Regions from separate parts of the Homo sapiens genome. Here all the other regions are linked to region 2. Evidence: read pairs that join two places in POLR2A ChIA-PET (ENCODE). Cell type or tissue: GM12878. All regions are shown on one strand. Links, peaks and the distances in the headings refer to the core of each region. The heading gives the core; the rest is flanking DNA.

Region 1 (10,803 bases), core at 5,305-10,304, 100 kb before region 2:
TCTGGGACATCCAGCAATACTGACTACTGAGCAACATGTTCCATGGGTCTGAGTTCCATGGGTTTGTGGCCAGCAATGTCCTCCACTGACTACAGCAGGGAGAGGTGTCTGTACCTTCTTTTACATAACCAAGAGCTAGATGGGAAACCTGCCTCTTAGCTTAATTTCTAGCTTCTCTACTCCGGTTCTCTGTATATTGGTTTTACCTTTTCACATTTACACATTTGAATTGGTGATCCACTTTGGAGCTTGCAGTTTTAACTATATCCATTATCTCTCCTTTGGAGAGCAGGATTGTAAAGTCAGCTTTCCAGCTTCACTCATAACAACTAAAAGTAAGAGTTTTCTTGTCCTCAGACTTTTCCTAGTCTTTCATAATGTGCAATCTGCCCGAGTCCATTATTCACTCAACCCTCGACTACTCACTAGCAGAATAGACAAATGACCCAGAGAGAAACATGACTATAGGAGAAAATACCATAAAGGGAAGGTCTTGTTTAAGGGAAATTGATGGGAAAGTTAGGTTTGGAAAGGAAAGACAATCTATTTTCTCCCTTTACCAGGGATGTTACAAAAATAAAAACAGATGGCTCAGAAATAAAAGAAGAGATGACCTGGTCAAATATATTTGTAAACATGCTGGTAATAGGCACTAATAATAGTAACTAGTCCGGGCGTGGTGGCTCACGCCTGTAATCCCAGCACTTTGGGAGGCTGAGGCGGGCCGATCACCTGAGGTCAGGAGTTCGAGACCAGCCTGACCAACATGGTGAAACCCCGTCTCTACTAAAATACAAAAATTAGCTGGGTGTGGTGGGTGCCTGTAATCCCAGCTACTTGGGAGACTGAGGCAGGAGAATCAGTTGAAACTGGGAGGTGAAGGTTACAGTGAGCAGAAATCGCACCATCGCACTCCAGCCTGGGCAACAGAGCTAGACTCTGTCTTAAGATGATGATGATGATAATAATAATAATAAGCCGGGTGCGGTGGCTCACGCCTGTAATCCCAGCACTTTGGGAGGCCAAGGCAGGCAGATCACTTGAGGTTGGGAGTTCGAGACCAGCCTGACCAACATGGAGAAACCCTGTCTCTACTAAAAATACAAAATTAGCCAGGCATGGTGGCGCATGCCTGTAATCCCACCTACTTGGGAGGCTGAGGCAGAAGAATCGCTTGAACCCGGGAGGCAGAGGTTGTGGTGAGCTGAGATTGCACCATTGTACTCCAGCCTGGGCAACAAGAGCAAAACTCTGTCTCAAAATAATAATAATAATAGGAACTAGAGGGACAGCCCTTACCTGTGGAATGCTACTAGCAGGATATACCTTGTCTGTCTAGGTTGCTTATTATAAATAAACCTGGAATTCGTGGATTTATGGGGCATGGCACATTGGAAAATGTCATGTAAGCCATGTAATTAGCGGGGTATAAAAAGGGAATGAATAACTGAAATGGCTTCTCTTGTGCATGTTCTATCTCAGACTTCTTATGTTTCACCCAGATGCATCCTTTGAATTAGTAATAAAAGTCAATAATGGGTATAAGTTCTGATTCCTATGAGTCTTTAAAATATAAATATCATAGAAAAATAGATATAAACTTTTCATGAGGAATGACCTAGAAAACAAGCCTCAGCAATAAAAAAAAAGTTTGGAAAATTTGTTTTAGCATAATAAGGGGATGGCATTATATATACTTAACTGAGAACTAAGGCTGATGGTGATAAAAGAAACAAAATAGTATGTAAATCTTATGTGGGACTAATACAACTACCAGAAAAGAAGCAGAAGGGTGAAAGTAAGTGGAAAACAAAATAAACTCATTGATTGACTCATAGACATTATTTAAGAATAAAAGAATATCAGTCGGAGCTTATAAATCAAGCTCCAAGAAGCTTAAGGAGGTATTTTTAATCCAAAGATTAGCACTTAAGAACACAGCAATTAAAATTGGATAGAGGAGGAGAGGGAAGAGAGAAGGAAAGAACAGATTACTGGATAGCGTCAGTGTTGTTCATGGCAGGAAAACAATAGATACATATTATATAAAGAAAGTGAGGACTAGAACATTAAATAACAAGGAGAAATATAAATTAAAATCAACGTGAAATATCATGATTAACTCATCAAAATGGAAAAGATCACAAAGCTTGATAATACTCTGCATTGCTGAGAACAGCATGTGGAAGAGGCATTTACAAACTCTATAGAGGGTAATTTGGCAACATTTGATAATTAAAGGGATAGGAATTAATTATTCTACCTTCCTATGTGAATGGTCTTTAACCATTTTGGAGGAACCAAGTGCCCTGACTGATAAGGAAAAGCTCTTTTTTACCTAATTCCAGGAAATGACTTTGGAAGGAATAAGATTAGAAGTATTGCCATACCACAAACCTTAATGAAAATAATGGATGAAATTATTAAATAAAAGGTTAATGAGAAACAATGAAAGAATCATGTGGTTGCCACTTGAACCACTCATGAATCTCACAGTGAACACGAGTAGGACAACCAGAAATAATGCATTGAAGTATGGGCAGGTGAAGAGACATTGGAACTGAAATTTGCTGTAAAATACTTCAGCAAAAACAGTAACAACAACAAAGAAAAAAAGTGATAGATAAAAGTGTGGCAAAATGTTGACAATTGCTGAATCTTGGTGATGGGATTCATTATACCACTATCTCTATTTTATATATGTTTGAAATTTTTCATACTAAAAAATAGGACATACATACCTGCATCTTTATATGTGAATCAGCTTGCAATAATTTAATTTTGGATAGCGAATTAAAGATAAATGGAAAATCACTGAAAATAACAGGACTGGGGGTTTCTGCAGGTATCTAAAAAATAAACAGAGATAATAGTTTTGATAATTAAAAACAATGAAAAAAAACTTACTTCCTTTACCTTATCGCCTTTTTTTTGGAATCTGGTTTTTGTGGTTCTTTGTTTTTTTAAGGCAGAGTCTTGTTCTATTGCCCAGGCTGGAGTGCAGGGGCATAAACTTGGCTCACTAAAACCTCCTTCTCTGGGCTCAAGTGATCCTCCCACCTCAGCCTCTTGAGTAGCTGGGAGTACAGATACGTGCTACCACGTATTTGTATTTTTTCGATAGAGACAGCGTTTCACCATGTTGCCCAAGCTGGTCTCAAACTCCGGGGCTCAAGCAATCTGCTCACCTTGGCCTCCCAAAGTGCTGGGATTACAGGTGTGAGCCACTGCACCTGGCCTCAGAAATCTGTAAGAATCCGAATTACTTAGAAACAAAATTTCAAAAACTGCATTTGTTTTATGATTAAAATATATTTAAGTTTTCAGTGATCATCAAATTTAGCAAATTTATCATTGCAATTAAAAAATTTTCAAATCCTGATTTATCAAAGAGTACCTTTACAGATACTACAGTAATGTGTCTTCCTTTAAAATATGAACATTTTCAGAAGTAAAAATGTTATTCTTACCAGGTGGTTATCCCGAAAGAGCTGTCTTCCTCTATCTATATAAAAGTTTAATAAGTTGGAGAGTTCATTTATGTTGAAAGTATTTTCTGGTAGTCGACAGTTAGCTTTGTTTACCTTAAAGAGAATATGACCTGTGAATTTCATTTTCTATCAATAAGTGATTTAATCTATGATATATAGATATATATGTATGGCTGTTATACAGATAAGAAGAAGAAAGCTCTCTAAACTGAAAACATTTGTCAGTGATGAAATAGAGTTCTATAAAGTTTCCATTTTCTGAGCTATAATTTCCTTAATTTTCATGAAGAAATGTCAAAGATAAGACGCTGACAGTGTGGATTAGTAAACTAATTTTTAGGGCATAGATTTACTGGAAATAGTTTCTAGATTTTGAGAATAAAAGCACCATAAAAATCCAAGGTACTTTTAACAAATTCAGCACTTTGCTCCTTAATTAATAAATACTAACTTGGCACACACTATTTTTGTCAAGCACAGGACAAATCTTTAGATTAAAATGTCCTGTCTTACACAAATGAATGTGGATCTATTCCCATAAAACTGTATTTGCAAAAACAGGAGACTGCCCTTGGGTGTAGATTGACAATCTGTGGTCTAGTAGGTAAAAACAACAAGTTACCAGGAATTTAGGATACAGTTTCTGATTGGGGAAAGACTTAAGAGGTTCAAGAAGGCTTCCTAGAGGAAGCATCAGTGATCTAAATGATCTAAATGCCTCCATCACAAAAATGAATCCAAATGATAGAAGGTGGGAAATAAGAAACTTAAGAACATAAATTAAGGAAATGAAAAACAAATATACAGGAGCAAGATCAACAAATGAAAAGACTGCGTCTTTAAAAAAGAAAAAACAATTTCCTGGTAAGACTTTAAAAAAAACAAAAAAAAAAACCAGTATCAAGAATGAAAAATGGGGCAAAACTACAGATTGTGATGAGATTAAAAAGATAAAAATAGGACATTTGAAAACTTAGATAAAGAGACAAATCCTGGGGAAATACCCAGCAATACAAGAAAAAAATAGAAAATCTCAATAATCCTGTGGCTGTTAAATAAATTAAACCCATAATTTAAAAAACTTCCGACAAAGAAATTTCCAGACCCAAAAGGTTTATAGATTAGTTCTACCTATCATTTAAGGAAAATGCTAGTATTATACAATCTTTTACATAAAATAGAGAAAGAATATTCCCCAAATAATTTCATGAGATTAGCATTACCTGGTCCAGAAACCTCACAGGGGCATTATGAGAAAGTAAAATAACAAACCAGTCTCACTCATGAATATAGATGCAAATATGATAAGCAAAATATCAGCAAATGGAATCTTTGAAATCTATAACACATGAGCAGGCTGTGTTACTTCAAGTAGATAAAGTTAAAACAGCTGAAAACCCATCTGTGTATTTTGCCATCGTATGCAGAAAAAGCATTTAATAAAATTCAGTATCCATTCATGATCTAAAAGAACAAAGCCCTCAGCAAACTAGAAATAGAATGAAGTTTCCTTAACCTTTTAAAAACGTATCTACAAAAATCCCACAGCAAAACATAAAACTGGATGTTAAGGTTTTCCCTTTGAGATCAGAATAAGGTTATAAAACATTATACTGGTTGTCCTAGCCAATGAAATAAGTAAAGAAAAATAAATAGGAACAAAACTGTTATTATTTCAAGTTATATGATTCTATACAGAGAAAATCCAAAGAAGTCAAGAGATTAGTTTTAGTAGGTAAATTTAACAAGATTGTTAAAAAACAAGCTTAATGTATAAAAATTACTGCATTTCTATACATCAAAGACAGTTAAAAATTTAACTTTTAAGAGGAAAAAGTAGATGAATTTATCATCAAAATAAAAAACATTTGTGCATAAAGACACCATGGTGAAAGTGAAAAAACAACACATGGGAAAATACTAGCAAATCGTATATCCGATAAGGGACTTGTAACTGTATGTAAAGAACTCTTATGACTCAATAATAAAAAGACTAATAAACTAATTTTAAAATGGACAAAAGACCTAAATAAACATTTCTCAAAATAAGATACAGAAATGGGCAATAAGCATATGAACTGCTCAACATCATTAGCCATCAAGGAAATACAAGTCAAAATCACAAGGAAATATCATTTCCCACTCACTAGGATAACTATAATCCAAATGACAGATAATAACAAGTGTTGGCAAGAATGTGGAAAAGTGGTCGGGTGCGGTGGCTTATGCCTGTAATCCTAGCACTTTGAAAGACTGAGGTGGGTGGATTACTTGAGGTCAGGAGTTCGGGACCAGTCTGGCCAACATGGTAAAACCCAGTCTCTACAAAAATACAAAAATTAGCCAGGCATGGGGTGTACACCTGTAATGCCAGCTACTTGTGAAGCTAAGGCAGGAGAATCGCTTGAACCTGGGAGGTGGAGGTGGCAGTGAGCCGAGATCCTGCCACTGCATTCCAGCCTGGGCAACAGAGCAAGAATCCGTCTCAAAAAAAAAAAAAAGAAAAGAAAAGAAAAAAGAACGTGGAAAAACTAGAACTGTCATACATTGCTAGTGGTAATACAAAATGGTGTAGCTGCTTTGGAAAACAGTCTGCTGGTTCCTCACAAGATTAAACTAGAGTTGCCATATGACCCAGATATCCCACTCTTGGGTATATACGGGAAATGAAAACATGTCTACACAAAAATTTGTACAGACATTTAAATAGCGGCATTATTCATAATAGCCAAAGAGTGGAAATAACCCAAATATCCATCAATTGAGGAAGGGATATATAAAATGTGGTATTTCATACAATGCATTATATTATTCATCAATAAAAAAGAATGAAGTACTCATACATACTCCAACATAGATGAACCTTGAAAACATTATGCTAAGTGAAAAAAGCTAGTTACAAAAGACTACATAATGTGTGATTCCATTTACATAAAATGTCCAGAATAGGCAAATCTGTAGAGACAGAAAGTAGATTAGTGATTGCCTAGGGCTGGAGTGAGAATAAGGGGATGGGAGTTGAGGGGGAATGGGGAATGGGGAGTGACTGCTAATGGGTATAGGGCTTCTTTTTGGGTGATAAAAATGTTGTAAAGTTGATTTGGGTAAAGGTTATACAACTCCATGAATATGCTAAAAAGTATTACATTGCACATTTTATTTATTTATTTTTATTTTTAAAAAAATAGAGACAAGGTCTCACTATGTTGCCCAGGCTGGTCTCAAACTCCTGAGCTCAAGCAATCTTTCCACCCTAGCTTCCCAAAGTGCTGGGATTACAGGCATGACATTGTATATTTTAAATGAGAGAATTATATCTCAATAAAGCTGTTTTAAAAAGATATATAACCACATAAAATATCAAGTACTCATGATTTATCTAATAAAAGACTGCAAGACTTCTACATAGAACACTATAACATATTATTGTAAGAAACTGCAGAACTAAATAAACAGAGAGCTATGTCATGATCAGACTTAGAAGACTCAGTAAAGTTGTCATTCTCTCTCCAATTGTTCTATAGATTCATTTCACTACCAGGTCAAAGACACAATCAAAAGCCCGACAAATGGAATTTGTGGAATTGGAACAAAAAGGTAATTCTAAAGTTAATATTTAAGTTTAACAATAACACTGAAGGAGAAGATAAAAGTTGAAACTTTATCACATATCAATATTTATTATAAAGATACAGTAACTTGTACGGTGTTATACAGGTACAAGGATAGATTAACAGCCAAATGAATACTTGATTTTCAACACAAGGAGTACTACAAAGCGCCAGGGAAAGAGGTGTATTTTATTAAGAAGTAAATTTAACCTAGAAAGAAAACGAAAGTTAGTGTGAGAAACAGTGCCCTGCTCTGACACCCTATATATAGTAAGAGAGAATGAAACCCAAAAAGAAAAAAGCCGAGAGAGAGAGAGAGCAGAGGGAGAGGGAGAGGAGAAGACAGAGGATTGATGACAATGTTTGAGGGAGAGGGAGAGGGAGAGGGGAAGAGAGAGGATTTATGACAATGTTTGGGTCCTAGGATGTACGTCTGAAGTTAGCATGACCTAATATTGTGCTTTCTCTATCACAACATTAGTAAAACAAATATAGTCTTCCAATTGTCCACAATACTAGAGACCATTCCAGAACCGAGACCAAATATTATGTTTATTAATTGCAGCTTAAGACAGTAAATTACAGTGTAATGGTCTTAATTACTAATTCATTATTAATTAGTTTAATAGCTTTTCTTCCTAGGCACAAGAACATCAAAGCATAAATCCTTCAGGTATCAGCAATGACATCACTTAAGAATTTCTCAGAATCTTTGGCACCACCCCAGGCCTACCGGATCAGAATCTGAATTTTTTAACAAGATCTCAGGTAACTTGCATGCATATTAAAGTTTAAGAAGTGCTGCCCTAGGTGCCTTAGACATTAGTGCTCATTACTCTGGTCTACTTCTCTGGAATTTAAGAGCTCTTCTGTGAATCACTGATCACTGTGAATTCAGACACTCATCTGTAACATGGTTGTGTCAATCTTTAGATCTAGTCAAGAGTCCAGTCTGATTTCTCTTTATTGGGACTACCACCCAAAGCAGAATGAGGATGATGTAACCACGCCCAGTGACTTCTGGATACCACTGACTCTAGGTAACTCTACTAAAACAGACTTTGCATTCTTGGTGACCCTAATGTTGACACAGCCATAGAGAACGTGGACACCAAATCCTAATGGCCTCATTTGATATTTCTACAGTGGGATTTAGCAAATATTCTGATATAGACAGACTGAGTTGATCTAACAGTATCCATTGGGCCCTTTCTTTGTTCTGGCCATAGTCCTCGGTGAACTTTTCTTCCTTTCTATTTAATTTTTACTAAGTTACAAATAAAACATATATGTTTCATTTATAAATCACATATCTGGGCTGGGCACAGTGACTCACGCCTATAATCCCAGCATTTTGGGAGGCGAGGCAGGCGGATCACTTGAGGTCAGGAGTTCGAGACCAGCCTGGCCAACATGGTGAAACCCCATCTCTATTAAACATACAAAAATTATCTGGGTGTGGTGGCAGGTGCCTGTAATCCCAGCTATTCCGGAGGCTGAGGCAGGTGAATCACTTGAACCCAGGAGGCAGAGGTTGCAGTGAGCCAAGATCACACCACTGCACTCCAGCCTGGGCAACAGGGCTAGACTCTGTCTCAAGCAAACAAACAAACAAACAAAAAAATCACACATGTGTAGTGTGATGGGTCTCTCACCAAGTTACTTAAGGGTTTTTATCCAGTGCCTTAACCCTGAAGGCCAGGCAATGAGCCAAGGCCACGGTGCCCAGCTGAGGAGCAGGTGTCCCTGAGAACCCAAACATCCTGGAGAGTATCTGAGAACCTACCAAGAAAAACATTCTCATGGCTCAAACACTGTAGCTCTTTGAGCCAGAAAATTCGCTTAAAAGCAGTTTAGAGATGGGAGGCAGCACAGATCACTAGAGCTGTCCTATTGCCGTCCAGGAGTGCCCTGTATGTAAGTCCTAATAGACAACATCTACTCATCAAGCTGGGCTTGTCCTAAGTCATTTTTTGGTCTTTTGGCTCGCTCCTACTTTGAGGGAGGGTTTTTCTATGTGATTCTGGGTTTTTTTTCTTACAACATACATTGACTAAGTGCATACATCTTAAATGTGCAGCTTGGTGAGTTTTTACACACATACTCACTTGGGTAAGTACTGTCCAGGTGAAGACATGGAACATTTCTAGCAGGCCCCAGGATGTTCTCCTATGCTCCTTCCAAACCAATTGCCCTTCCCAAGAGGTAACACCATTCTGCTTTCTGTCATTATAGATTAGCTCTGCTTGTTTTTAAAATTCTTATAAAAGATGACATAGAGTGTAATTTTTGGTGTGTTTTTTGCTTATCACTGTGTTGATGAGATTCATCCATGTTGTTGTATGTTGTTACATGTAGCAGTATCTTCAGTGTACTTTACTTTTTTTTTTTTTTAAGAAATGTGGTTTTGCTCTGTCACCCAGGCTGGGGTACAGTGGCACAATCATAGCTCACTGCAGCCTCAAATTCCTGGGCTCAAGCCATCCTCCCACCTCAGCTTCCAGAGTAGCTAGAATTACAAGCACAGTGTACTTTTTCTTAATGAAAGAAGTCCATTACAAAACATCTTAAGTCCTCCTAAAGTTTCTCAACTTTTAAATCCCTAATTATTTTATGCCAAACATTTCCCTTTTCTATACTCCTTTAAAAAACATTTGACTCCTCATGATTTTTATTTGACTTCTTAGAAGTCCAACTGGTTGAGACTTAAGGGATTTTGATTACATAAAATAGTACATGCATTCCTTTAGAGTAACCCTTACCTTATGCAGTTCTTTCATCATTCCTAAAAGAGCTTTAACATTACAGTGATCCTGTTCGGTTTTAGTCTGATGAAGCAGCTGAGAGATGATGGCTGCTTTAAGCATCTGGATCAGCGGATTCAGAGAAGATTCTTGCAAAAATGCCCAACACTTCTCTGGGGGTGTAAAATTAGCCATGATAAATATGTTTTTCCTACCACCCCCCAAATCTCTGTTTCTAGTGGGTTCTTTAATGTAAGAAATAGATAATATTTTACATTTCTGATGGCATAATTTATGAATATCTTTTTTAAGTATATCCTGCACAACAGTTACTGCTCACAGATGTGGAAATTTTTTTCCCTTATTAAGTATCATTAGAATTTTGAAAAGCTCAAATTCAGGATTTGAAGAAATTGGTTAATGGCTCACATTTATGCTTAATTGATTGACTTCATGATTTTCAAACTGACAATTGTATAGGGTATCTATGAAGTCTGAAAACACACACAGGTGAATACACAAACACATACAATGGCATCAAGGACGTTTTTAATCTGTAAAAAATGAAAAAATATTATATATGTGTTTGGATTTTATGAACATCTGGTACATGGCCATGTACTTTTTAAAATAGCCAATAATTATATTTTAATATTACTGGATTGCAACATGGATTTGGAATGTGGAACCTTTAAATTCTCAGAATAACTCTCAGAAAACAAATAAATTTGATGTTAAAATACATTATCAAGCAAATGTAATTAAAACAGTATTACCTAGATATATGAAAAGCAAACACATAGAGATTCCATAAGTAGACTCAAATACACACGAAACTTTAATACATAATAAATGCGGCATTGCATATTAGTGGGAATGAAAAAGATTTAATAAATATGTGGGGAAAACTGGAAACTGATCTAGAAAAAATAGTGTTTAACCAAGATAAACTTCATA
Region 2 (11,166 bases), core at 2,831-7,830:
AAAACACTAGATCACAACACTAGAGAAAATATGTTTATATTAATGTAGATTATAGACATGAGGAGGAAAAATTTACCTCAAGAATGGCTTTGCTTTTGGAAAAACTTGTGAACTTCATCAAACTGTTGCTTGAGGCTACCTTGGGGAATGGGACCAGGGAAACATATCATTTTGACCCTATATGCTTTTTCACTGCAAGACCTCTTTTTTGGATGAGAATGTGTTAATTTTGTACATTTTTAAACAAAGTTTGTTTTTTTTTTAAATAGCAGGTTATGCATTATGTAGAGAAAATAGCTATGTTTGAAATGGAAAACTAGCAACAACCGTAGTAATAAAATATAAAGAAATATAGTAATCAAAAAGAAAGAAAGAGATTGCAGGAAGTCTGGAAGAGAATACATCCAAAATGTTAATGGTGCTTATATGTGACAGTAAGAGGAATTTTTTAAATTCTGTATTTTATGTTTGCTATAGTCAACATGGATTCTTTTCATTATCACGAAGACTTTTTAAAAATTACAACATTTACATACATATGATGATCAATTTTTTGTACTTTTATGATATTTGTTCCTACATGGGTCTTTAAACTTGACTAGATGGCAAGTTTCAGAATGCAAATCATAAATTACTTTTAGAACAGATCCTATTAAAAAAAAAAAAAAAGACAGGCCAAGCGCAGTGGCTCACGCCTGTAATCCCAGTACTTTGGGAAGCCGAGGCAGGCAGATCACGAGGTCAGGAGTTCAAGACCAGCCTGACCAACATGGTAAAACCCCATCTTTACTAAAAATACAAAAATTAGACGGGTGTGGTGGCATGCACCTGTAATCTCAGCTACTCAGGAGGCTGAGGCAGGAGAATCGCCTGAACCCGGGAGGTGGAGGTTGCAGTGAGCTGAAATCATGCCACCGCACTCCAGCCTGGGTGACACAGCGAGACTCTGTCTCAAAAAAAAAAAAGACAAAATCTTTGTCAGTGATGCATGATTGGTTTAGTTTCCTTTTCAAGATTATTTAGAAAAAATATTTAGCTGTGTACACGGGCTGCTTTCCAACATACAGGGAGATGCTGTTTGAATACTCCTGCAAAGTGTCTGAAAGCAAATATTTAGTAAGTATTTCAAAAGAATTTCAAACCTCTTCTGGCTTCCTATCTCTGTGGTTTCTCTTTTCAGTTGAATATCCCTGAGACACCACAAACAAAACAAGTGCCCAATCAAATCCACTGTCTTAGCTTCTTCACATTCCCAGACCTCTGTTCTCCTTCCACCTTTCCCTGAATTGAAAGCAGGGCTTGTTTGCTCCAGAAAAACAAACAAACAGAAAGATCTGCAGGGGACTTCACTTCTCCTAGGAGGGTGCTAGGCCAGGACGGCCACATTTCTCAGAACTAAGGGGAACAGAAACTGTCTGGTGGAAGGAGGAAGCTCTCAAGAACAGCACAGCAATAGCCCCGAGGAGCAGGGAGCACTTGGCAGCCAGGGTGAGTGTGAACTTTGAGAAGGAAGAAAGATGTTTAAAGGTGATTTGTAGGAAACTTTGCCCTTGTAAAGTGCTGCATCCCTCAGCCCCACTCCCAGGACAGCACTCCACCTCCATCTTCACCCCAGGCTTCAAACAAGGCAGTATAAAAACTGACTGTGTTTGAAGTCAGACTCCAACACTTAGTGGCTATATCACCTTGGTTAAGTTAGTTCACCTCTCTGTTCTAATTTCCTGAACTGATCTCCTCATTTGTAAAATGGAATATGGTCCTGCCTACTTTATGAGGTTTTTGTGAGGATTAACTGAATTAATCCATTAATATAACCAAAACAATGACTCACTATGATTCTAAGAGCTATTTAGCCATGCGTGAGTTAGCTATTGTTTTTCTGGGCTGTCAGAGTTCAACAGGTGCTGCTTTGAATGTACTTTGAGCAAACTCTAGCTCAAAAGGAATCTTGTAGAATTTGAGATACTATTTTGATTGTTACCATTATCCACTCAGTCACCCAATCACTCCTTTAACCCCTAGACTTAATCAAGCTCTGTTGATTCATACCCCTCAATAAGTCTCCTCTCCAGTGCCTCAATTTTTGCTTAGATCACTGCAAGAGCTACCAACATTTTTTTCCTTTCTTCAGCAACTTTCATCCTCGATGTGGAAGGAAATCAAGATATTTTACCCCAAAATATATTTCTTTGATATACTTTGAGATGACTGCCAGAGGGCCAGCAAACGGAATTGGCCCTACAAAGCTGTCTTTCCTGGGGGAAATTTACATCTGTAGAGAATCTATATTCATGCAGCCAGGATTCCCTTGTCAGATCTAGGAAAGATTAAGAGTCTGACACCTTTAGAGGTGAGAGAATTTGGTAAAGGTAAGAAGAATTTGTCATCTATTCTGTCTGCTACCCATGAGGTTTCATCTATATAATAAGGCCAACTTTGCTAGGCAGGCCTCCTGTTCTGTCTCTCTCATAACCTGTTTTGCCACTAAAGCCTAGTTTACCACCATAGCCTGTTTTTGGCTGTGCTCTGAATCCATATTCTTTCTGTAACCTCGAGGTGGAGGGCTTTCATTTTGAAGGCCCCTGTGTCATGAAAAACTATGATCAAATAAATTTGTATGCCTTTTCTCCTATTAATCGTCTTCTTGTTAAATATTTTCAGCAAACCTTCAGAGAGTGAAGGGGACGCTTTCCCTTGCCTTCAACAATGTCCTTCAAAATGGCACCAGATCCATATGCATTACTCCCCAGCCTAAGCCCCACTGCGTTTGATCAATAACCATTATTTTGTTTTCAACTCAATGTCTTACCCTCAAGTCCTGCTATTTCCCATCCACCTACCTCATCTTTGCCAGTATCCTCCTTGTACTGGCGTGACTCCAGTCCAGGTCCTTCCATGTTTCCTTTTCTTTCTTGGGGTTGATCTTTTCATGATTCTTTAACAAATCAGTTGCTATTAAGCCTTCATGACACTGATAAAAAATCTTCTCTTCTACAAAGTCTTTCTCAGCAATCCCAAGCAAAGTTAGTCATTTCCTCCTTTGTTTACATTTCACTTGATATATACCTTGTCTTTTCACATAACAGGTTGTGCTGGAATTATGTGTTTATGGGCCTCACTCAATGACAGGGACTGAGCATATTTCTTTGTTTGCCCAGAGCCACCCCCACATGCCTGGCACATCAAAGATGTTTAATAACGATGTAGTGAGTGAATAATAAATAAATGGGTTAGTATAACATCTCAGATGATATTTACATTGTGTCGATGAAAACAGTCAAACTCTGTAAAATATTTGAAGAGATTTATTCTGAGCCAGTTATGAGTGACTAATGGCCCATGACACAGCCTCAAAAGATCCTGAAAACATAAGCTCAAGGTGGTTGGGCCACAGCTTTGTTTTATACATTTTAGGGAGACATGAGACATCAATTAATACATGTAAGATGTACAATGGTTCAGTTCAGAAAGGTGGAACAACTGGAATTGGGGGCTTCCACGTCACAGGCAGGTTCAAAGATTTTCTGATTGGCAATTGGTTGAAAGTGTTATTATCAATAGAAAGGAATGTCTGGATTATGATAAGGGTTGTGGAGACCAAGGTTTTATCATGCAGATAAAGCCTCCAGGTAGCAGATTTGAGAGAGAATAGATTGTAAATATTTCTTATCAGACTTAAAGAGCCTCTTATATCAGTAATTCCAAAAGGGAGGAGGGTATAATGAGGCATTTTGGCTCCCTTTTCTCATCATGGCCTGAACTCATTTTTTTCAGGTTAGCTTTGGAATGCCCCTGGCTGAGAGGAGGGGCCCATTCAGATGGTTGTGGTGCCTTAGAATTTTATTTTTGGTTTACAATTCATGGGAGAGTAAATATAGTAAAGGAGAGACAAACAGTATACAGGCTCCACCACTAGAGCATATGACTCTGGGCAAATTCCTTATGCTCTCTGTGCCTCCCTTTCCCCCTTGACAAAATAATGACAATGATATCTTTATGTGTATGTGAGCATTCAATTAATCAATAAATGTAATTATGTGTATTAGTTACTGTTGTTGTTGATGTTCATGGAGAGAGTATTACTGTAAACCCCAGGAAAGACAGGGACTTTGTTTTGACTCACCATTTAATTTCTAACATTTGTTATAGCATTTCTTGAGGAATAAGCACTCAATAAAGATTCAAGTGGGCACAGTGGCTCATGACTGTAATCCCAGCTACTCAAGAGGCTGAGGCAGGAGGATTGCTTGAGGCCAGGAGTTTGAGACCAGACTGGGAATCATAGCTAGATGGTGTCTCTACAAAAAATTCAAAAATTGGCCAGAGGTGGTAGAGTGTGCCTTGTGTTCCAGGTACTCAGTAGGCTGAATTGGGAGGATTGCTTGAGTTTAGAAGTTTGAAGTTGCAGTGAGCTATGATTGCATCACAGCACTCCAGCCTGAGTGACAGAGTGAGTGAGACCCCCATCTCTCGCTCTCTCTTTTTTTTTTTTTTTTTTTGGAGATAGAGTCTCACTTTGTTGCCCAGGCTGGAGTGCAGTGGCATAGTCTTGGCTCACTGCAACCTCTGCCTCCCAGGTTCAAGTGATTCTCCTGCCTCCGCCTCTTGAGGATTCATCTTATTAGGTAGCTAAAATTGGTAACATTTGCTGGATATGTCATTTATCAAAAAGTGATTGGGCTGTGGGTATTTGACCCTTAAGTATGAAATGCATGCCTTCTTCTGAGCCAGAGTTACCAGTTTGTTGACTTTTCAGAGTTTGTGACTTATCTGGAGTAGCTGGGATTACAGGCAACTGCCACCAGGCCCAGCTAATTTTTGTATTTTTTTTTTTTAGTAGAGACATGGGGTTTTGCCATCTTGGCCAGGCTGGTCTTGAACTCCTGACCTCAGGTAATCCACCTGCCTTGGCTTCCCAAAGTGCTGGGATTACAGGTGTGAGCCACCGTGCCTGGCCCCCAACTCTCTTAAAAACAAAAAAAAGAATTGTGAAATGAACATAAGTATAATAAAAAGAGAACATAAAAGAAGATAGAAATGCACTCACACACACAAAGGGCAAGTGAGAATGCATTTGTGCATCTGATACAAAGTACAAAACTGTTGTTAAGTCACCTTAGGTGCTCACCACTGTGGGATGACTAAGGGGGACAGTTCTGGAGGCTGGGAAGTCCAAGATCAAGGTACTGGCAGATTTGATGTCTAGTGAGAACCTGCTTCCTAGTTCCCAGTTTTCTCTCATGGCAGAAAGTTGATGAGAAAGCTCCTTGGGGTCTCTTTCATCAGGGCACTAATCCTATTCATGGGCGCTCCACCCTCACGAACTAATCAGCTACAAAAGGCCCCCACCTGCTAATACCATCACATTGGGGGTTAGGATTTCAACATACGAATTTAGAGGGGACACAAACATTTAGTCTATAGTACAATGTAAATAATGACAACTAAGAATACTCACATAGGCCAAGCATGGCAGGTGGCTCATGTCTGATATCCCAGCACTTTGAGAGGCCGAAGTGGGAGGATTGCTTCAGCCCAGGAGTTCAAAACCAGTCTAGGCAACATAGCAAGACCTTAGCTCTAAAAAATAAATAAACAAATAAATGAATAAATAAAAAAATAAGAAAAGTCAGCCAAATGTGGTGGTGTACACCTATAGTTCTAGCTACTTGGATAGCCAGTGCAGGAGGATTGCTTGAACCCAGAAGTTCAAGACTGAAGTGAGCTATGATCTCACCCCTGCACTCCAGCCCAGGTGATACAGTGAGATCCTGTCTCAAAAAAAAAAAAAAAAAAGAATACTCCCACGTAAAACTGAGCAAATTTTCTGTACAGTAAGTCCTCACTTAATGTCACCAATATGTTATTGGGAACTTCAACTTTAAGCAAAATAATGTATAATGAAACCAATTTTACCATAGGCTAATTGATACAAACAAGAGTTATGTTTCTATGGCATATTTCTGGTCATAGAAACATTACCAAACTTCTAAATAAAGACCTAAAACACTTCTAATATTAAACATTAAAATAAATAAATGTTTAAAGATAAGACAGGTAAATAAAAACAAGTAAGATATTTATTTATTTACCTGATTTTTGGTCAGTCAGTGAGTGACAGCAATAGTAGTGGTGGTGGTTAAATCAAAAGTATTTGCAAAGCAAAATTAGTAAGAGGCTCCTCCTACCACTACACAGTTAAAAAACAAACAATAACGAATATAGCAGGCTCACTGAGCACTTTCATACCACATCATTTATTGTTGTGTGTTTGTATGATTACCATATACTTTATGAATATTTATTTTATAATAACTTGTTTTCACTTATCTTCCAACCTGCTTATTCCAGTTCAGGGTCTTGGGTAGCTGGAACCTATCTCAGCAGCTCAGGGCGAGAAGTGGAAATCAACGCTGGACAGGCAGGACACCATTCCATCACGGGGCACACTCACACACACACCCACACTCAGATTAGGACATTTAGACACATCCACTCACCTAATGTGCACATCTTTGGGGTGTGGAAAGGAACTGAGTAGCCAGAGGAAACCCACACAGACGTGGGGAGAATGTGTAAACTTCACACAAACAGTGGCCCAGCTGGGAATTGATTTTTTTTTTCCTTATCAATGTCATAACACAATGACATTGAAAAAAAATGTTATTCAAGGACCTGCTATACTTAGTTTTATAATTTCACTGTATGTAACTCTGAACACCGTATCTTTCTTTAGAGTTCACTTAAGATTCATCTTATTAGGTAGCTAAAATTGGTGTCATTTGCTGGATATTACTTATCAAAAAGTGATTGGGCTGTGGGTGTTTGACCTTTAATATGAAATGCATGTCTTCTCCTGAGCCAGAGTCACCAGTTTGTTGACTGTTCAGGATCTCATCAAACTAGTTCTTTGCTCAGATAAAAAAGAGCTCAATGCCCAGATTGAAGCTTTAATTAGAAAGTTATGTTGAATCTTTTTGTAGCTATATCTTTGCCCACTTAGTTGATCCTCTCCTTAGGATAAATTTTCTCAAAAATAAATGCTGTGTTAAAATTTAATTGCAAGTTTTTATTTTTCTTCCTCAACATTTTATTCTGTAAAAGTTTTTTTAAAACATAGAAGTAAAGAGAACAGTATAATAATTCCAATGTACTCATCCATCACCCAGATGCAACAAACATGAACTCATGGCCACACGTCTTTCATCTGTACTCTTACCTACTTTCCCCTCACCTACTCACCAGCGTTTTTTGTTTTTTGAGACAGAATCTCACTCTGTCATCCAGGCTGGAGTGCCAGGGGCATGATCTCGGCTCACTGCAACCTCCGCCTCCCAGGTTCCAGTGATTCTTGTGCCTCTGCCTCCTGAGTAGCTGGGATTACAGGTGCGCACCACCAAGCCCAGCTGATTTTTGTGTTTTTAGTAGAGATAGGGTTTTACCATGTGGGCCAGGCTGGTCTTGAACTCCTGACCTCAAGTGATCCGCCTGCCTCAGCCTCCCAAAGTGCTGGGATTACAGGTGTGAGTCACTGCGCCTGACCCTCAGCAGCCTATGTTGAAGCAATCCAAGTTATTATAAAATTTCATTCATAGTATTTCAATATCTATCTCTAAAAGATAAGAACTATCTAACATAACAATGCTATCACTGCAGGTATACAAAGTTAAACATAATGCAAAAGGTCTGTGCATTTTAACGGTTGTTACATATTGCTACTGTCCCCTTAAAAGGGTACAGCAATTTGCCCTTACAGCCCTAGTTTATAGCAGTGCCATCCTTGATATTATCAATCTTTTTCATATCCATCAATCTATAGCTCTCAAAAATGATGTCTTGTTCCAACTCTCACTTCATTGATTGTTAATGAGGTTGAGCAACTTCTCATTTTATATTGACCATTTATATTTCTTCTTCTACAATTACTTATTCACATTCTCTTCTATTGTTCTATGCATCAATCTTATTTTCATATTGATTTATAAGTTTAAAAAGCAAGAATTTTAACACACATTGCATTATCTATATTGTATATAATAGAAAAAGTCTGAAGATGGATTTTCAAATAAAAGTATAAAGTTCTCATGATAAATACATACCATGTGTATTAGTCTATTTTGTATTGCTATAACAGAATCCCTGAGCCTGAGAAGTTTATAAAGACAAGAGATATATTTAGCTCATGGTTCTGCAAGCTGGGAAGTTCAAGATTAGGCAGCAACATCTGGCAGCTTCCAACAAGGACCTCATGCTTGGTCAAAGCATGGAGAAATGGAAGGCGAACTAGGTTTGTGTGAGAAAGGGCAAAACACTAGGGGCAACTTCATTTTATTTTTTGTATTTCAATGGCTGCAAAGGCACCCTCACTTTATAACAACCGGCTCTCTCAGAAACTAATCCATTCCCATGAGAACTAACCCTGTCTCATGAGAAGGACATTAATTTATCTTAATGACCTAATCATTTAGAGACACCATCTGCCCTGCCAACATTGCCACATTGGAGACCAGTCCACAACATGAGTTTTGGTGGGGACAAATGATATTGAGACCATAGTGAGAGGTGACAGTGTGCTGGCAGCCCTCACAGCCCTTGCTCACTCTCCACGCCTCCTTGGCCTTGGCGCCCACTTTGGCCGTGCTTGAGGAGCCCTTCAGCCCGCCACTGCACCGTGGGAGCCCCTTTCTGGGCTGGCCAAGGCCGGAGACAGCTCCCTCAGCTTGCCGGGAGGTGTGGAGGGAGAGGTGAAGGCAGGAATTGGGGCTGCGCGCAGTGCTTGTGGGCCAGCGCGAGTTCTGGGTGGAGTGGGCTTGGCAGCCCTGCACTCCAAGCGGCTGGCCGTCCCCGCTGGCCCTGGGCAGTGAGGGGCTTAGCACCTGGGCTGGCAGCTGCTGTGCTCAACTTCTCGCTGGGCCTTAGCTGCCTCCCTGCGGGGCAGGGGTCCAGCCCACCATGCCTGAGCCGCCTCGCCACACCCTGCCCCGCCAGCTGTGGGCTCCTGCACAGCACCGCCCCCTGCTCCAGGGCGCCCAGTCCCATTGACCACCCAAGAGCTGAGGAGTGCGGGTGCACAGCGCGGGACTGGCAGGCAGCTCCACCTGCGGCCCCAGTGCGGGATCCACTGGGTGAAGCCAGCTGGGCTGCTGAGTCTGTTGGGGACTTGGAGAATCTTTATGTCTAGCTAAGGGAATGTAAATACACCAATCAGCACTCTGTATCTAGCTCAAGGTTTGTAAACACGCCAATCAACACCCTGTGTCTAGCTCAGGGTTTGTGAATGCACCAATCGGCACTCTGTATCTAGTTACTCTGGTGGGGACTTGGAGAACCTTTATGTCTAGCTGAGGGATCGTAAATACACCAATCGGCACTCCGTATCTAGCTCAAGGTTTGTAAATGCACCAATCAGCCCTCTGTGTCTAGCTCAGGGTTTGTGAATGCACCAGTCGGCACTCTGTATCTAGTTACTCTGGTGGGGACTTGGAGAAACTTTATGTCTAGCTAAGGGATTGTAAATACACCAATTGGCACTCTGTATCTAGCTCAAGGTTTGTAAATGCACCAATCAGCACTCTGTGTCTAGCTCAGGGTTTGTAAATACACCAATCGACACTCTGTATCTAGCTAATCTAGTGGGGAGGTGGAGAACTTTTGTGTCTAGCTCAGGGATTGTAAACGCACCAATCAGCACCCTGTCAAAACAGACCTATCGGCTCTCTGTAAAACAGACCAATCAGCTCTCTGTAAAATGGACTAATCAGCAGGATGTGGGTGGGGCCAGATAAGAGAATAAAAGCAGGCTGCCCAAGCCAGCAGTGGCTACACGCTTGCATCCCCTTCCACACTTTGGAAGATTTGTTTTTTTGCTCTTTGCAATAAATCTTGCTGCTGCTCACTCTTTGGGTCCACACTGCCTTTATGAGCTGTAACATTCACCGCGAAGGTCTGCAGCTTCACTCCTGAAGCCAGTGAGACCACGAACCCACCGGGAGGAACGAACAACTCCAGACGCGCCACCGTGAGAGCTGTAACACTCACTGCGAAGGTCTGCAGCTTTGCTCCTGAGCCAGCGAGACCACGAACCCACCAGAAGGAAGAAACTCCAAACACATCCGAACATCAGAAGGAACAAACTCCGGACGTGCTGCCTTTAAGAACTGTAACATTCACCGTGAGGGTCCGCGGCTTCATTTTTGAAGTCAGTGAGACCAAGAACCCAACAATTCCAGACACAATAGCACCATGGTGCACTATGCAGTCCTTAATAAGTATATGTTTATAAAAACCCATTGAATATACAACACCAAGAATGAACCTCAATGTAAACTATGAACTCTGGGTGATGATGATGTGTCAATGTAGACTCATTGATTGTAGCAAATATAACAACTCACCATTCCCAGCTGTGGTGGCCACAATGGAAGACTCCTTCTGTTTGATTAAACTCTCCAATCAAAAGACATCGAGTGGCTGAATGGAAGAAAAAACAAGACCCCATGATCTGTTGCCTACAAGAAACACATTTCACCTATAAAGATACATATAGACTTAAAAAAAGAGATGAAAAAAGATATCCATGCCGATGTAAACCAAAAAGAGCAGGAGTAGCTATACTTACATCAGACAAAATAGATTTCAAGACAAACACTCTAAAAAGAGACAAAGAATGTCATTATATAATGATAAAGGGGTCAATACAGCAACAAGATATAATGATTATAAATATATGTGCACCTAACACTAGAGCACCCAGATATATAAAGCAAATATTATTGGAGCTAAAGAGAGAGCTAGACCTCAATACAATAATATCTGGAGTCTTCAACACTCCCCTTTCAGCATTGGGCAGATCTCCTAGACAGAAACTCAATAAGGAAATATTGAACTTAATCTGCACTATAGATCAAATGAACCTAATAGATAGTTACAGAACATTTCATCCAATGTCTGTAGAATATACATTCTTTTCCTCAGCACATTGATCATTCTCAAGGATAGACCATGTGTTAGGTCACAAAACAAGTCTTAAAGCACTCAAAAAACTGAAATCATATCAAGCATCTTCTCTGACCACAAAGAAATACAATTAGAAATCAACAACAAGAGGAATTTTGGAAATCATACAGATCCATGGAAATTAAACAATATGCTCCTGGATGACTAGTG
Region 3 (11,166 bases), core at 433-5,432, 95 kb before region 2:
TATTGCTCTGTCACCCAGGCTGGAGTGCAGTGGTATGCTGATAGCTTACTGCTGCTGTCAGAGGCATTTGAACCAGAGCAACTCCATCTTGAATAGGAGCTGGGTAAAATAAGGCTGAGACCTACTGGGCTACCATCCCAGACAGTTAGGCGTTCTAGATGACAGAATGAGATCGGAGGTCAGCACAAGATACAGGTCATAAAGACCTTGATGATAAAACAGCTTGCAGTAAAGAAGCCGGCTAGAATCCACCAAAACCAAGATGGCAATGAGAGTGACCTCTGGTCGTCCTCACTGCTGTACTTTCACCAGCACCGTGACAGTTTACAAATGCCATGGCAATGCCAGGAAGTTACCCTATATGATCTAAAAAGGGGAGGTATGAATAACCCACCCCTTCTTCAGCACATAATCAAGAAATAACCATAAAAATGGGCAACCAGCAGCCCCAAGGAGCTGCTCTGCCTGTGGAGTAGCCATTTTTTATTCTTCTACTTTCTTAGTAAACTTACTTTCACTTTATAGACGCTCCCTGAATTATTTCTTGTGTGAGATCTAAGAACCCTTGTTTGGGATCTGGATTGGGACCCCTTTCCAGTAATACAGACTTAAACTCCTGGGCTCAAGTGATCCTCCTGCCTCAGCTTCCAAGTAGCTGGGACCACAGGTGTGTGCCACCATGCATGGCTGATTTAAAAAAAAAAAAATTGGTAGAGTCGGGGTCTCACTATGTTGCCCAGGCTGCCCTCAACCTCCTGGGCTCAAAAGATTCTCTCACCTTAGTCTCCCAAAATGCTAGGATTAAGGTGTAAGCCACAATGCCTGGCCCTCTGTACCTCTTAAGTGAAGGAGTCCAGGGAAATTTGCCCCAAAATATGGCACCCTGGTATGCTGATTATTTTAAGTTAAAGGCCCTTGAAGGTCAGCAGATGCTGGAAAAGGCTTTTCTCTGACACTCCCTTATCTACCTTAAGACTGGACCCACTACAGAGAACAGAATTGCCTTTCATGCCATCTCTGAAATTACATTATCTGTCACAGACAAGACGACTGAGGAATGTAACCACACCTAGATGTATTTTTTCAAAAGATAATGCCTGCCTCTCAGGCTCATTCCAATTCCAAGGAGAATCATTTACAAGTTAATTTCTGTTTCCTGGGTCACTCATTCTCCCTAATAGTCATTTACTACTCCTCAAAAGAATTGTCTACATTCCCTACCTCCCCTCTCCTCTATGTAGAAGGGTATATAAACATCTGGACCCCATTGGGTTATTGGGTAATCACTGAACTTTCAATATACGCTAAAAGCTATAAAAGGACATAATACAGTACTGAATAAAGTAAATAATAATAATACAAAGTTTAACATTTGTTTTTCATCATCTGGTCAAAATGTCAAAAGTTTCAAAATAACATGAGCAAAAAATTTTAAAGTATGGATTGATCTTGATTGAATACTTTATAGCTACCAAACTCTGATGTCAAAGCCACATCCAAGTCTAAAATGAATACCTTATAGCTACCAAACTCTGATGTCAAAGCCACATCCAAGTCTAAAAACTACACCTGCTTTGTATGATAGAACTAATAATTATAATAGCTTTAGATTATTAATCTTTTCAATAATTTACATGCCATGTTCTCAAATACTTGTCTATTTTGAAATCTTCTATTCAAAATTTGCTACAACGTCTACTTCAGAGAGTGACTCTATATTGAGAGTACAGATAAAGTGACATAAAACTTACTTAGGACTTGCAAAGATTGTTTACTCATTTCACACACAGCCTTTGCAAATGGAACCACCAGGTTCTTCCAGTTCTTAGAATCATGCATCACAGGACATTCTGGGAGCAGGAGGAAAACTGATAAAGCTTCTTGGTGTGGAGAATGGCATGGAAGAGCTCTGAGCAGATCATCCTCGAGACACGTAGTTATCTGTGGTAAAAATAGGATCAGGGAACAGACCCAGGATATATTAGATACAGAGGATTGTGAGAAGCAAGCTGTGAAATTAAGGGTTTCACTCCACCATGTTCCAATTAGAATAATCACTTAGCCATTCTGAAACCTATTGATGAGACTCCATCACTCCTTCCATCCCAAATACCCCTGATATAGTACATGAGAGCCATCCTCCTCATTTTATATCAGGTTCCCTGAAGAAAATAAAGTGAAATCCCATGAGCATGGATATACTGAGTGAATTATGGATTCAAAACGAATACAAAGCCCTTCAAAAGCAATGTTGTATGCAGGTCACATTAGTATTCCTCCTTCTAGAAGGAAGAGCTGTCCCCTTCCCCTCACACAATATCCATTTCTTTCTTTCTGTTTTCTCATGTATCAGTAGAAAAATTTGCAGAGAAAAATAGCTCTAAATTTTTATATTATTTATTTCATCCAGAGGTAAAGTTTTACTTCAGCGTGTAGTGGCTCAATTACAGCTGGAGTGCAGTGGCTCAATCATAGCTCACTGCAGCCTCAAGCTCCTTGGTTGAGGCAATCCTCCCACCTCAAGACTCCTAAGTGGAGTGCACTGCCACAGCCAGCCCATTTTAGAAAATTATTTGTAGAGATGGAGTCTCACTATGTTGCCCAGGCCAGTCTCAAACTCTTGGGCTCAGGTGATACTCCCACCTTGGCCTCCCAAAGTGCTAGGATTACAGGCATGAGCCAGTGTACCTGGCCCAGAAGTAAACTTTTAAAATAGGACGTATATAAAAACATACTAGTGGGAATAAACTTGTATGGTATTCTTTATATTTGTTTGAACATTCATTGAGTACTTACAATGTGTCAGGTGATCTCGTGTAAATCATTTTATTTAATCTTACTGATAATCCTGTAAGGTAATTTTTGCTTTATTTGTGTTTTACCTTGTTTTTACAGATGAGCAAGGAGAGACTCAGAGGAAGTCAGCGTTACTCGATTAGAAAGTGACTGTGGCACTACCATAGTAGTAAAATCTACCATGGCAGAGAAAATGCCATATGTTCACCTTGCCAGTCGTTTTTCTTTTTCCTCCTGGGTTTATAGGAAGATGGCAGCCCCTGGCTCCCCTGCAATCAGGCAGGGCCATGTGACTGAGTCTTAGCTCACCAATGTGGGAGAAAGTGATGTGTGACACATTAAGGCCAGGCCACTGAAACCTCTCATGGGAACTTCCATACTCACTTCCCTCATCTGCTAGCCAACCCAAAAGATTGAGTGGAGGATTTTACAGCCCCAGGGCCTAGAGATGCTGGAAAGAAGCCTGATTCAGCCCTGAATGAACCTGTGCAAAGGTGCCTCTGACCTCCAACCCTTGTTGGACTAGGATGTTGGAAAATACTGTGTTAAGCTACTGGGATTTCAAAGTTGTTTGTCATAGCAGCTAGCCATATTTACTCTACCTGATAGATCTATGTTCTGTAATTACAGTGTTTGCCTTTCATGTCCTAAGGGTAAATAAGTGATATATGCAACAATAAACTGTGATGTACTATATATTGTTTTTATTACATTAAAATTCTTAAAATTTGCTTTTTCACATGTCTAGCAGAATATGATTTCTGTGGAATGCCAGTAGGTGTTATGCCAGAAAATAGCATCACAATGTCAAATAACTCCAAGAAAAATAGGGTCAAAAGAGATTTCTTTTAGTGTATGACATCATAGAATCTTTGATTTCCTAATGCGCATATCATGACTCCATAATAGTAGGGAGTGTTCCCAAAGTTTTCTCATTAAGAACCCTTTTTTATGGGGTTTTTTATAAAACTAATGTCCCTTGGAACTTACACCGGGAACAGCACCCCAAATTATCTCCCATATCACCTAAATTCATTTAAGAAATATACTTCATAATATTTGCTATTATCACTTCATCTTGAAAATGAAAATATTGTATCTACTACACATTAAGGAACACTTTCCGCCTGTCCCTTCCAAGTATAAGGACCCACTCAGACCCATCAAAATGGTATAAAGATTATTTTACTAACTGAAGACATTTGAGATGCCTTTTTGGAGCTTCTTTTATCTAACTAATGCAGAGCTCTTCTAGTATGAAGCTCTTGTACATCCCCCATTGAGGAGCTACACTGCTAAAAAGGAGACCAATCATTCAGACAACTTGCATGTGGATGAGAAATTGCATAAACAAACATTCTCACAAACTGTCATACCTTCCATTTGTCTCCATAAAATCCCATTTGTTCTTCCCATAGGAGCCCTTTCTCCCTTCTCCCTTTCCTCCATTAAGTTGGTTTATAAATTCTTATCCCTAGCTGTTCAGGGAGCCTCTTCATCTGAATGCCCCACATGCAAGCGTACAAAACTTGTTTTTTTCCTCCTGTGCTATAGGCTAAATGTGTTCCCCAAAATTCATATGTTAAAATCCTAACCCCCAATATGATAGTATTAAGAGGTGGGGCCTTTGGTAGGTAATTAGGTCACAAGATTGGAGCTCTCATGAATGGATTAGTGCCCTTACAAAAGAGACCCCAGAGAGATTTCTTGCCCTTTTTGCTGTGAAAGGAAAATAAATCTTCGGGCCTCAAAATCACTAAGCTAAAGGGGAAAGTCAAGCTGGGAACTGCTTAGTGCAAACCTGCCTCCCATTCTGTTCAAAGTCACCCTTCTGTTCACTGAGATAGATGCATATCTGATGCCTCTTTTGGAGAGGCTAATCAGAAACTCAAAAGCATGCAACCATTTTTCTCTCATCTACCTAAGACCTGGAAGGCCCCTCCCTGCTTTGAGTTGTCCCGCCTTTCCAGACCAAACCAGTGTTCATCTTATATATGTGGATTGATGTGTCGTGTCTCCTGAAAATGTATAAAACCAAACTGTGCTCCCACTACCTTGGGCACATGTCATCAGGACCTCCTGAGGCTGTGTCACAGGCGTGTGTCCTCAATCTTGGCAAAATATACTTTCTAAATTAACTGAGACCTGTCTTAGATATTTGGGGTTCACACTGCCATGTGAGGACACTGAAAATATGGTCATCTATTAACCAAGAAGTGGGCCCTCACCAGACACCAAACCTGATGGTGCCTTGGTCTTGGACTTCCCAGCCTCCAGAACTGTGAGAAATAAATGTCTGTTGTTTAAGCTACCCAGTCTACAGCATCCTGAGCACTAAGAGATTCTGTTAATTATTAATTTTCAGTGACCCCATCCACCAGCTCAAACCTGAGTCAGGACAGGAAAAGAAAATTTTCTTCCCAATACAACCCAGAATCACACAATATTAAACTGGAATAGATTTTAAAGATGAATTCAACAGGTAAAGAAAATGTGATCCAAAGAGAAAGGATGAAGTAGTAACAGAGATTCATCTCAAATAGATGTAAGTTTCATCTCAGAATACAGAAGTGGCTTTTCAGTTGATCAGTCCAGGATAAGGTTATCCTGCTTCCCAAACCAATGCTCTTTTCCTATATCATGCTAGAGATTATCCACCTCTCGAGCATTGCTCTGATTATATTGAAAATAAAAATATTGTATCTATTGTACATTTAAGGATTCAATAAGAAAATAAATGTCAGCACCTAATAGTACCTGGAATATAGTAATTTCATAATGAACACTAGCCCCCTCTTTCGGCCCCAATCATAAAACCACCTTTGCAAAAGTATGACAGTAAGAGAAATCTGACATGGTTGACTCTATCTTGCTTCCAGCCTCACAGGTTGGCTGTCTTTTCTCATTCTTGGGCATGAGCCAAGCTAACTTTGGGAGAAATTTAGTTTATAGTTTAAATGATAATAGTCTGTCCCCAAAACTGAATTGTTCTTGTAAAACTAATGAAAGTCCAACAAGTTAGGAGGATGAAAGGGGCTTGAATTCTAAATAATTATCAGCCATTATTCTGGAGGTCATAAGATTTGCAACTTCCCCAATTACTCTTGCAAATAACATCATTATTTTAGAACTTAAGATTGGCCTTTTGAGATGTCTTTTCAGGTTTTTGCATTTCTGACAACTGGATGGTCCCACCTGGACCCATCAGCCAGTCCTGTGGCCCCCACCCAGGAACTGACTCAGCACAAGAGGACAGTTTCTATTCCCTATGATTTCATCTCTCACTCAGCCAGTCAGCATGCCCCCTACCCTAGCCCCCTGCCCACCAAACTGTCTTTGAAAAGCCCCTAAGCTGTGAGCCTGAGCCTTCATGAGATTGATTTGAGTAATAATTCTGTCTCCTACATGGCATGGCCAGCCTCATGTCAATTAAACTCTTTCTTTACTACAATGTCATAGTCTCAGTGGGTCGATTTTTGTTTCTGCAGTGGGCAGGAAGAACTCATCGGGCAATTACAATCATAGTTCCCATCTCACCCAGCTTCCAACAAAAATAAACTGCAATCGTATTTGTTCTATATCTAAAGTAAGTATTGGCTATTACCATGGAAGAAATCCATTCCTTTTTTGTTAACTTCTTGAAGGTATCTCTTGCCATTTCTAAGTCCACATCAATGGAAGTCGTTTCTCCAGTTCCTCTTTGGATACAAGAAATGCAAGAAACCACATAAACATAAGGAAAGGGATATTTCTAAAGTTTGTATGTCATTTGTTGCTTTATTACATATAAGATACAAACCTTTTTCTTAAAGCTTACCTCCTTTCAAAATAATCAACTTACTTGACATAAAAAATGTACAGTTTATGTTCTCCTTGTTAAAAGACAGTAGATAACAATTTATTATCTCTGTAGTGGCTACATCAAGTTTGGACTGCCATATTAACAAAATTTTACGTGCTGAATCTGACAACAGAAACCATCTGCCCCCGCACTCAGTTTGCACACTAAGAACTAGAACTACCTACCCCCCACCCTCCTTACCATTCATATTTACAGAACTTTGCAATTCCACTGTTTTTATTAGCATGACTTTACTTTTCCAGGAAACTTTTGCCCAGGCAAATGTAAATTGTTCATCATGGGAACTTCTTGAAAGACCCATTTAACTCTTCAATGGAGAGCATCAACAGTTTGTGCCCATAGATTCTTTGAATCCCTTATCTCAAAATCCTTACCTTACAGTTTGCACCCATCCTGGATTGTTGTACATTTACCCAGTCCAAGTCAAACCTCCAGCCTTCCCTCTCATATTGAAAGACCTCCTTAAGCCAGACTCCCAATTGTAAATAAATTCCGAACTGGTCTTTCCTCTCAGAAACAGTACCAACGCTTTGTCCAGGTGTGCTGTTCTCTCTGGCCTGTCTTATCAACAAGTTGTTTTAGTGATATTTGAGAGGCCAGCATTCAATAAGCCTAACCATTTTTAAATAATGCATTATCAAATATTGTATGCCAGCGGCAGTGGGTCATGCCTGTAATTCCAACACTTTGGGAGACCAAAGTGGGAGCATTGCTTGAAGCCAGGAGTTCAAGAGACTAGCCTGGGCAACATAGAGAAGACCTTGTCTCTACAAAAAAATTAAAAAAAAAAAAATTAGCCAGGCATGGTGGTGCACACCTGTAGTCCCAGCTACTTGTGAGGCTGAGGTGGAAGGATAGCTCAAGCCAGGAGTTCAAGGCTACAGGGAGCTATGATCAAACTACTGCATTACAGCGTGGGCAACAGCACAAGACCCCATCTCTAAACATTAAACAAAACCAAACAAACAAACAAACAAAATGCCGAGCATAGTGGCTCACGCCTGTAATCCCAGCACTTTGGGAGGCTGAGGTGGGCGGATCACTTGAGGTCAGTAGCTCGAGACCAGCCTGGCCCAACGTGGTGAAACCCTGTCTCTACTAAAAATACAAAAAAATTAGCTGGGCATGGTGGCGCATGCCTGTAATCCCAGCTACTCAGGAGGCTGAGGTGGAAGAATCACATGAACCCACGAGGCGGAGGCTGCAGTGAGCAGAGATCACGCCACAGCGCTCAAGCCTGGGTGACAGAGTGAGACCCTGTCTCAAAAATATAAATAAAAATAATAAAAATTTAAAAAAGAGGCTGGGCGCGGTGGCTCATGCCAGTAATCCCAGCACTTTGGGAGGCCAAGGTGGGTGGATCACTTGAGGTCAGGAGTTTGAGACCAGCCTGGTCAACATGGTGAAACCCCATCTCTACCAAAAAACATAAAAAATTAGCTGGGTGTGGTGGTGCACACCTGTAATCCCAGCTATTCAGGAGGCTGAGGCAGGAGAATAGCTTGAACTTGGGGGTGGAGGTTGCAGTGAGCCGAGCTGCACTACTGCACTCCGGCCTGGGTGACAGAGTGAGACTTCACCTCTAAATAAATAAATAAATAAATAATAAAAAAACAAAGAAAGATTTTCTCCTTGCTAGATTAACTGATTTATAGTAACATTAGGGCTAAAATATTTATGCAAGTACTAAAACAAAGTATTATAAATTTCCCCCTTAAAATATATTCTCTTTCGCAATCTTTGACATCTTAGGAGTTCCTCACTCCTGGGAAGTGAGCATGGATACTTTTTCACATTAGGAAGAAAACAATCTTCACATAGAAAAGATTTTCCCACATGCAGTAAGAATTAGCCTTAGGTGAAGTTATTGGCATCCAACAGTTCCTCTAATCCCACAAGCTGACTGAGAATGCAGCTGGGTTAAGAACTAATGGGACTGCCAAGAGGGTTGTACAACGGCAAGTAATAGCAACAAGGGTTAAGTGAGTACCACCTAGTGACCAGCAGTGGGTACAAGATGTGTATCACCATATTTTGAACCAGTGAGCAAACTTAACACCAAGTTAACAAGGGAGGGACAGGCAAAGGAGAACCCATATGAGTTACACTAGCTGCAGACAGATCAGCAAGGCATCAACCTCCAAAGAGGCAGAGGGCAGCCTAAGACCCTCTACACTGCTATTTCTCCTTCTCTTCCCTTTTACACACAGGTGCCATATTGGAGAGCTTGGAGGAAAGAGCAGAAATAGAAGACCCAAATATTGAGCATTACAGGAACTGTTTCAACTATTGGATCAGACCAAATGTTAAACCAAATAGGAGTAAAATCAGATTTTCTTCTGTAGCAGTGAGTTAAAGACAACATAAATAAGATCTATTTTTTAATTGATCATACACAGTAAAAATTGTAAAGTGTACTCTTGGCTTCTAAGTACTAAAGCAATGTGAGATTTAGCCGATCCTTTGTATATACAAAGATCCTGAAAAAACACCATTCCTTCTAATCAGACAACAGAGTAAAGTGGTATGAAGGAAGTAAACAATATTAATTAGGAATTATAACTTATGGTAGTCTAATAGAAAATTACTTCATAAAATGAAAGAATTCTATAACAACCTACAGAGTTCTCTGTGTTGGACTTTGTGGGCAAGAATAACAAAATTCACAAATTAAACTTACTTGAAACATTTCATTTTAAATATTTTCCAGTGTTTTAAATGAAGGTAAATCTTATGTAAGTATTACCTTTTCTTTAAAAAACTTGCAGTCAGACAAGCAGGAGATGAAAATATCATTCTAATTTCACTGTAAAAGTAATAACAAGGGGTAAGTCACAACATATAATAAAGCATGCCTTTTGAAAATCTTATTATGTCTGAATAAGTAAATGATGACGTGGAATAATTATTAATGAAAATAACTACTCTCTTAAGAGTCTCCCAAATCCTGGGTATACTTTGTTCATATTATTTCTAAATCTCACCAAAACCCTTTATAGTTGATTTGTTCAAGTCACGTAGGTTTAAATAAAACCTATCCCTGTGAAGACCAAAACTCATAAAACTCCAAAGGGGTAAACTATGAAGATATGAAAACAGTCCACCTTATTAAAGGCTTTGTGAGCTTTTTTGATTCACTCCTGCAACTCCCTCACCTAGTAAGTCACCTGGGATATCACATGTCCTCCATATATCTGTAAATGAGTACACTGATGACCTAGTCACACTAAGAGGCTGTAGAAGAGAATCATGGTCAAAATGCAAATACCTTCACAACAAAACCAAAACCTCTATCTTAGGATAAAATGACCAAAGCCCCAGAACCAGATAAAAGTGGCTTATAATTTATCAGACAGAGCCACCTTTTAGCCATTTCATGTTCAGTACTTCTTCTTTTCACTGCTATCCATTTTTCTGCCATGGACTGGCTAATTCGGCTTATTTCTGGCAGGGTTTTCCCGGGAGCACGTGTGGAACTAGTATCCTTCAGGGAAGGAAGAAACAAGAATGATCAGGAACACACACACGTTCAGTAGTAAATTATACAGTAAATCACCTGGCATGGGTGGTAAATAGGCCCTGCCCTCTTGGGTGGTAGCATTTGGTGGGAGGAGCTTTGGCGTCAGACCGGTAGGGCTATTCCACCTCCTAGCCTGGGCCACTTTGCTTGGTCTGAGCCTTAGTTTCATCATTAAAAAAGAAAAAAAAAAGTGAATGCAGGGCTTCAAACAGATACTTGTAGATCATTATTCACTGCAGCATTATTTACAATAGCCAAAAGATGGAAACAACCCATGTCCATAAACAGATGAATAGATTTTTTAAATATACATAAAATGAAATATTATTCAGCCTTAAAGGAATGAAATTCTGGCTGGCACAGTGGCTCATGCCTGCAATCCCAGCACTTTGGGAGGCTGAGGCAAGCGGATCACCTGAGGTCAGGAGTTTGAAACCAGCCTGGTCAACATGGTGAAACCTTGTCTCTACTAAAAATACAAAAAATTAGCCGGGCATGGTGGTGGTCACCTGTAATCCCAGCTACTCGGGAGGCTGAGGCAGGGGCTTGAGCCTGGGAGGTGGAGGTTGCAGTGAGACAAGATCATACCATTGCACTCCAGCCTGGGCAACAAGAGCGAAACTCCATCTCAAAAAAAAAAAAAAAAGAAATGAAATTCTGACACATGCTACAACATGGATGAATTTTGAAGACAAGCGAATGAAATAAGCCAGATGCAAAATGACAAATATTGTATGATTCCACTTATATGAAGTATCTAGAACAGGCAAATTCATAGAGACAGAAGGTAGATTCAACATTACCTAAAGCTGGGGGCGGAGAGAGGGAATGGGGAGTTATTATTTAATAGTTACAGAATTTCTGTTTGGGGTAATGAAAAAGCCTTGGAGATGGATAATGGTGACAGTTGAACAATATTGTGAAAGTAATTAATGTCACTGTCACTAAATTGTATACTTAAAATGATAAAAATGGCAAATTGTATTTA

Evidence for each region. ChIA-PET counts read pairs that join two places held together with the same protein. Peaks named below come from ENCODE experiments on the same cell type or tissue, not always from the same donor. Only the 100,000 strongest peaks of a DNase experiment are listed, where the experiment ranks them.
Region 1: POLR2A ChIA-PET joins it to region 2 with 11 read pairs; 2 of 35 experiments call an interaction of 5 or more read pairs at or near these places.
Region 3: POLR2A ChIA-PET joins it to region 2 with 10 read pairs; 2 of 35 experiments call an interaction of 5 or more read pairs at or near these places.

Annotation. Positions count from the first base shown.
Region 1 is chr4:88,416,641-88,427,443 of GRCh38, reverse strand. It overlaps HERC6 (HECT and RLD domain containing E3 ubiquitin protein ligase family member 6), which reads right to left. Exons shown (of 23, transcript NM_017912.4): 13 at 9,865-10,019; 14 at 3,471-3,584; 15 at 2,742-2,849. It overlaps LOC102723458 (a long non-coding RNA gene), which reads left to right. Exons shown (of 5, transcript XR_938976.3): 2 at 7,016-7,088; 3 at 7,732-7,870; 4 at 8,036-8,142. Among named protein-coding and RNA genes, the nearest start is that of HERC5, 35 kb to the left of the region's middle. In GM12878, for the core only: no CTCF peak of the experiment used is centred there; a DNase peak (open chromatin) is centred at 7,353; H3K27ac peaks cover 1,232 bases.
Region 2 is chr4:88,311,100-88,322,265 of GRCh38, reverse strand. It overlaps PPM1K-DT (PPM1K divergent transcript), which reads right to left. Exons shown (of 5, transcript NR_134238.1): 2 at 10,395-10,470; 3 at 5,459-5,580. Among named protein-coding and RNA genes, the nearest start is that of PPM1K-DT, 32 kb to the right of the region's middle. RefSeq lists an enhancer at 1,348-1,427. In GM12878, for the core only: no CTCF peak of the experiment used is centred there; no DNase peak of the experiment used is centred there.
Region 3 is chr4:88,403,852-88,415,017 of GRCh38, reverse strand. It overlaps HERC6 (HECT and RLD domain containing E3 ubiquitin protein ligase family member 6), which reads right to left. Exons shown (of 23, transcript NM_017912.4): 9 at 10,021-10,142; 10 at 9,405-9,464; 11 at 6,401-6,494; 12 at 1,752-1,941. It also overlaps a transcript of LOC102723458 not described here. Among named protein-coding and RNA genes, the nearest start is that of HERC6, 31 kb to the right of the region's middle. In GM12878, for the core only: no CTCF peak of the experiment used is centred there; a DNase peak (open chromatin) is centred at 3,137.